Regions from separate parts of the Mus musculus genome. Here region 2 is linked to region 1. A link is a loop called in an ENCODE intact Hi-C map of the cell type or tissue named here. Cell type or tissue: heart. All regions are shown on one strand. Each heading gives the region's core, and the rest is flanking DNA. Links, peaks and the distances in the headings are about the cores only.

The links. Peaks named below come from ENCODE experiments on the same cell type or tissue, not always from the same donor. Only the 100,000 strongest peaks of a DNase experiment are listed, where the experiment ranks them.
Region 2: a loop joins it to region 1, with 4 times the contacts of the local background. A loop is called at or near these places in 8 of 42 quality-filtered maps.

What each region holds. Positions count from the first base shown.
Region 1 is chr13:45,441,018-45,443,935 of GRCm38, forward strand. No RefSeq gene overlaps it. Among named protein-coding and RNA genes, the nearest start is that of Mylip, 53 kb to the left of the region's middle. In heart, for the core only: a CTCF peak has its summit at 1,772 (motif pointing left); DNase peaks (open chromatin) are centred at 2,134 and 2,384; H3K27ac peaks cover 614 bases.
Region 2 is chr13:45,167,504-45,170,421 of GRCm38, forward strand. No RefSeq gene overlaps it. Among named protein-coding and RNA genes, the nearest start is that of Gm40932, 62 kb to the left of the region's middle. In heart, for the core only: no CTCF peak of the experiment used is centred there; no DNase peak of the experiment used is centred there.

The DNA of each region.
Region 1 (2,918 bases), core at 277-2,776:
GGGGTTTTTGTTTGCTTTATTTTTAAAACGAATATATGTTGCTGTGATCTTATTGAGCCGCAAACAAGAAAGGCTGGTGTGATAATCTTCTCAACTTTATGGGAGTTTAGAATCACCATGGAAACACGCTCCTGGGTGTGTCTATAGAGATGTCTCCGGAAAGAACTGTTCCCTGAAGAAGGAAATCCCTCCCTAAAGGTGGGTGGGCGAGATTCACAGGTTAGGATTCCTGGCTGAATTAAAGGGAGAAAGTTGTGTGGACCACAGTATTTATCTCTCTCCCCTACCTGGTCATGGTATGACATGTCTGATCTCCTCTCAGGTCACCACCGAGATGTGGCCAACCCTCAAGCTTCGAGCCAACAGTAAACACTGCCTTCCTTCAAGTTGTTTTTATCAATTGTTTTGTCACAGTGCTGAGACACATACTAATGTGACAGGCGAGGCCCAGTAGCCAGCACTGTAGAGTTTTGCTGCAGTATGTTGTCTTCTGAGCATTAACAGCCATTGGTGATCCAGCCTGTTGGTGTTTTCCTCACAGAGGGGTGGGGTGGGGTGGGGAGGGTTGGTCCGCCTTCCCAGAGATTCTAGCCAATCACGCCTCATTGCGGTCACCTCCCAGCTGTATGTAATTCTGCCTCAGCTGAACAGTTATGTTGGAAGGTACCAGAAAATGTATAGCATTGCGGTTCACCGAAGGCCTGGACTCTATGATATAGCTTCTAGGAGTCATTAGGCATGATGGGGTGGCCCTTTTCAGGGATGCAGATGTTTATGAGTCACCTCTGATCCTGTAGGTAGCTCCCAGTCTGTGCCCCCATAAGTTCCATCAATTCATTTGATTCACCAAATTGGACCTGGGTGACATTTTTTTTCCCTTTGGTTTGTTGTAGGAAGAACCGTTGCTGTGATCCGTCCTCTGTGCCCTGTCTGAAATGAGATGTGTATTCCCCAGAAAAGTCCTTGTAACAGGTACACTTCAGCCAGACCCACAGTGAAGGGTCGTGACTCACCATGGCGCCTTTTCCTTTCTTTGCTAGGAATTTGTCCCAGCAATGGGCAACATTACTACTTTTCTTCTGTCTATTTTTTCTTCAAATTAAAATTTAAGAATAGGAACACGCATGTTACGAAAGCCCTCCTACCACCTGGCTTTTGGAAAACTTGATTTGCGGGAGCAAGCTGTTCGTTCCCAGCGTGCTTTTCCACTTACATTTGTTTTGTTGTGGGTATTGGCTGTGTTGTTTAGGAAATCCAATCTCGCTCCTTACCTCTAGTCATTAAAACGATGTTGGGTTAATGGAAGTTATTAACCAAACACTTTTCCATTTAAAACTGGAGCTTAGATATGTATTTTAGTGTAAATCAATTAAAAGTCAAGATGCTTGTATTTGGCTTGAAATGCATTGCCCAAGGGCTTTGAGTGACATCTGAACTAGAATAACCCCTATCCCAAGCCTTGCTTCTAACTTCATGCTTGGCTCACAAGAGTTCCTTGTTTGCACAAACCACTCCCGACTGCAAAATGGGGGAGGGGGAAGGTTAAAGCTGGAAACACACACCTCACAGAAGGGTGGAGTGGAGAGGGTTGCTCTGCCCTCCCAGAGATTCTAGCCAAACAGTCCTGACTGAGGTCGCCTCACTTGTGCTAAGTCCTTCTGCTAAGTCCTTCTCAACTGACCTGTCACCTAATGCTGTAAGATCCTATGAAGCAATGTACAGGCGGTTGGATCCAGTCAAGAAAATTGGTTGGAGTCTCTACTGCCACCTCGAGGTTATTGAGCTGAACTACAAAAATGAGAAAAAAATAAACTACCAGGCATTTTATGGTTTGTTTGTTTGTTTTTTGGTTTTTTTTTTTCCATTACAAACTAACTAGCATAATAGGAAATCCTTGAGAGGAGTGGATAGTCCTCAGAAAAGTGGGAAATTCCATCAAGGAATGGGCCAACGAGCCAGAAAGATGGCCTGTCCCAAAATCATCCCTCCTGAGCTACAATGGCTAAGCTTGACTCAGCAGCTACATCTTAAAGCTCTATGGGCCAAGGGCTGCTCCACAGGGAGAGGCTGTCAAGCCCCCATGTGGCTTCCCAAGGAGGAGGGGCTCATGAAACAAGCAGGAATGAGTATGTCGGGCATTTCCTGGCTGTAGAACGGATGGCAATCCGATCATGTTGGTGGGCTTTCTGCCGCCATGAGGGAACAACTGGAGAAAGCAGCTTAAACGAGGGACCTTTTGTTGTGAATGCTGACTTCACAGGTCCTGGGCCTGTGGTCAGACAGTGAACCACAGCAGAGTGTGTGAAAACAAGGGGCTGCAAGCTCCAGTAGCCAGGGGTGCAGAGACACAGGAAACATCTGGGCTTCTAATTTATCACTTTTAAGGGTGTGCCAGGGACCCAACTTCCCGGCACTGGGCCCCACCTCCTAAAGGTTCCAACACCCCCTGATGCCTCCTCAAGACACCCATGGTCTTTGTGAGGCAGTTAAGATCCAAACTATAAAACCGTTTACCATTCTCTATGTCCTAGAATCTAGACTCTTAGCTTGTTCTTTGATGCATTTAGACAAGACAGAAGTGAGATACAACATGGAGATTTAATGTTCCCTCATGATTTTATATCCACGGGAGGCCATTCCCCCCCCTCCCCCAATATTTAGAAAATGCATCTTAAAAACCTCCCCATCTGAGACACTGCGGAGGAGGGGAAAAGGAGTGGTAAACTGTAGTTTTCTCCCACGAGCTATTTTAGGAGAACTGTCATCTATGATTGAGATTTTGCGTCTCATTCGGGCTTCTGTCTACTTTGTTTCTGAAGAGCTCTTAGTTTTCCGTGCCCTTCCTGTGTGTCCAAAGCCATCTCAGACTGACCCAAGACTCTGATGACCTTTGACTTGCGGAGCTTGGGAAGAGGGTT
Region 2 (2,918 bases), core at 122-2,621, 270 kb before region 1:
CAAGATGGAACTTGAAACAGAAACTGTGGAAGAATGTTGCTTGTTTTAAATAGCCCAGGACCACTTGCCTAGGGATGGTACTGCCCACAGTGGGCTGTGACCTCCTAAGTCAATTAATAACCAAGGGACTCTACCACAGATATTCCCATAGACTGATATAACCTAGGCAACTCCTCAATTGAGGCTTCTCCTCTCAGATGGTTCTAGATTGTGTCAAGGTGAAAATTAAGGCTCACTAGGACATCTCCTAAACTATTTTTGAGATGGCCCAAACATAGGTTCTGCCTGCCAGGACCTCTTAGAACCTCACCAAAATAGAATGAATATAAAGAACACTACATGTTCTTTTAGCCGCTCTCTTACCCCATAGAGAACCCAGAGACACCACAGGTATGAGTTCCTCTTAGAAGGCAAATCCATTCAAAGTAGAGTCTTGATCTACAAGAATCTTGACTGTGTTTTGCTTATTCCAAACAATTAACAAGGTGCAGGAGCATTTTATTTCAGGAGAGGGCAGTCTGTTTCCAGGTGTTTAATTCTAGGTGACAGATCTACCCAGGTAGGATTAGAAGAAGCCCCTGGGTAATTAGCACCCCTTGAAAAAAGCAATCAGAGTATTTAGAGGCAGGGCATTTCCCAACCCTAGAGGTTCTAGAAACAGAATGAAGGAGACATATGGATGATGCTACTGAGGAAATTTGAACCAGATAACCTTGAAGGTCTCTTCCAACCCAGAGAAGGAGTGGGGTTAGGGGGGGGGCAGCTCAGGCTCCATTGACTTAGATGGGCCAATTAGAGCAGTGCCCTGTCTATTGGTTTAAGTGACAATTTAATTCTGTCCATTACCTTGCAGCAATTTTGTCATAATAGCCTGTCCATTAACTTAGGTTACAACACTAATTAGGTACCTGGCATATGGATATTTATGAGCCCTGAAAACAGAGGCCAAGAAGTCCTAAGGCTCGAAACATTGTATGAGTACCCCTCTCTCCCTATTCAAGATCCCCACATTAACAAAGATAAAGTAGGAAGAAGAAATGTGGTTGACATTCTTCATGTCTGTCATTATTTCTCAAGATAACAAATATCTTTAACTGATCTTGACAGCCAGAGAAAAATTCATGCAAATATGTTTTATAAGATTCATTTGATAATTTGTCCGGATTCCAGGCTTCTGCAGATGACCTTGTGATGGGGCTGTCGGATCTGGGAACATTAGTCACTGAAATTAAATGTATAAAGAGCTTTGGGTATTTTGTATTTTATTTGTTGAACAGAAAGTTCATGTCAGTGGTCTTATTTATTTTAATTGATTCAGTTTCTTGTTACATACAAGCTTAAAGACAAGTCTCTAAGGATATGGTAAAAGATATGTTTTCTATTTTAAAAACTAATTTTGGAATATAGGGTAATTCGATGAATGTCCACTGGGGAGAATTATTTGACCCATAAGAAAACCATGAATTTGTCTCTGTTAGCCACTTGGAAAAAGAGCCAAGATTTGGGGGAGGAAGAAGGTATAGGTGAGGGTTTGGGTAGATAGTACTTTATGTCCATTTGAGACCTATCATTCTCTGATACTACAATGTCATCTTCAGGATTGAAATTTAGAGTGAAAGCTGCTCTCATTTTTGGTTTAATAAATTCATCCTGAAGGCTTTAGTTACTGTTCTATTGCTGTGACAAGGCACCATGACCAAGGCAACTTATAGAAGGAAGAATTCATTTGGGATTTATAGTTTCAAAGGGTTAGAGTCTGAACATGATGGCAGGGATCACAGCAGCAGGCAGGCAGACATGGCGTTGGATCAGTAGCTGAGAGCTTACATATTAAGACACAACCATGAGGCAAAGACAGAGCTAACTGGGGGTAGTGAGAGTCTTTTGAGTCCCCAAAGCCCATGCCTTTTCACACAGTGACATGTCTTCTCCAACAAGGCCATACCTCCTAATCTTTCTCAAAGAGTTCCATCCACAGAGGACCAAGCATTTAATTGTGTGAGCCTATGGGGGGGGGGTATTCTCATTCAAACCACCATAGTCACTTCATATAGAGATAAGGTTCTGAGACCTGAGCTGATTTTAAAAAGATTGAAGATGGATATAGAAAAATGAGTCTTAGCTGTGAGCCACCCAGGAACCCAATGACAGTCAACTTCAGCACATCCAGAGAAGGCAGGCATATATGAGGTGATGCTATGCTCCAATGAGCAGCCATGGAAATCAGGCAAGACTTAGCCAGAAGGTTCAAAATGGCATATGAGAGGTAGAGTCAAGAAAGTTTTTAAAGGAGCAAAATAGAGTAATAAGCTACTTTGAGATTTCTCACTCCTTCAGTGAGGGACAAAAAAAAGAAACAATTATGTGTATCTAGGCAACAGAACACATACTTCAAAGTGTTCTTTAAATGCCCTCTTGTCCATGATGAGTGTGCTCCAAGACCCTTTGGGTTGCCTAGAGTCTGAAAGTATTGAGCTCTCTGTATACCACATGTTCCCTGTCTCATAGATTCTGTAGTGCTGTCCAAGTATCAGAGTTAATGTTTCCTCTCATCTTTAATGACCTTGATGCCTCTTTTGAATCACTATCCTTGTGGTTTTAGAGCCATTATCAAGTAGAATATGGTAACCTTAATACAAGTACTGGAATATAGAAACAGTTGACCTGATACCTTGTTAACCAAGATGGCAACTGAGTGACTGGTGGGTGGATAATGGGTACAGTATGGATCCCTGGGACAAAAAGATCACTCCTTCGGTGGGGTGGATTGAAAAATAAGCTCATGACACTACTCAAAGTAACACATGCTTTAAAAATGATAAATTGTCAGTTTCTTGAGTGTTTTTGGATGAAAACTGACAGCAAGGCACTGAGACCACAGAATGTGAAACTGGTTAAGAGGAAAACCTGCTGTGGGG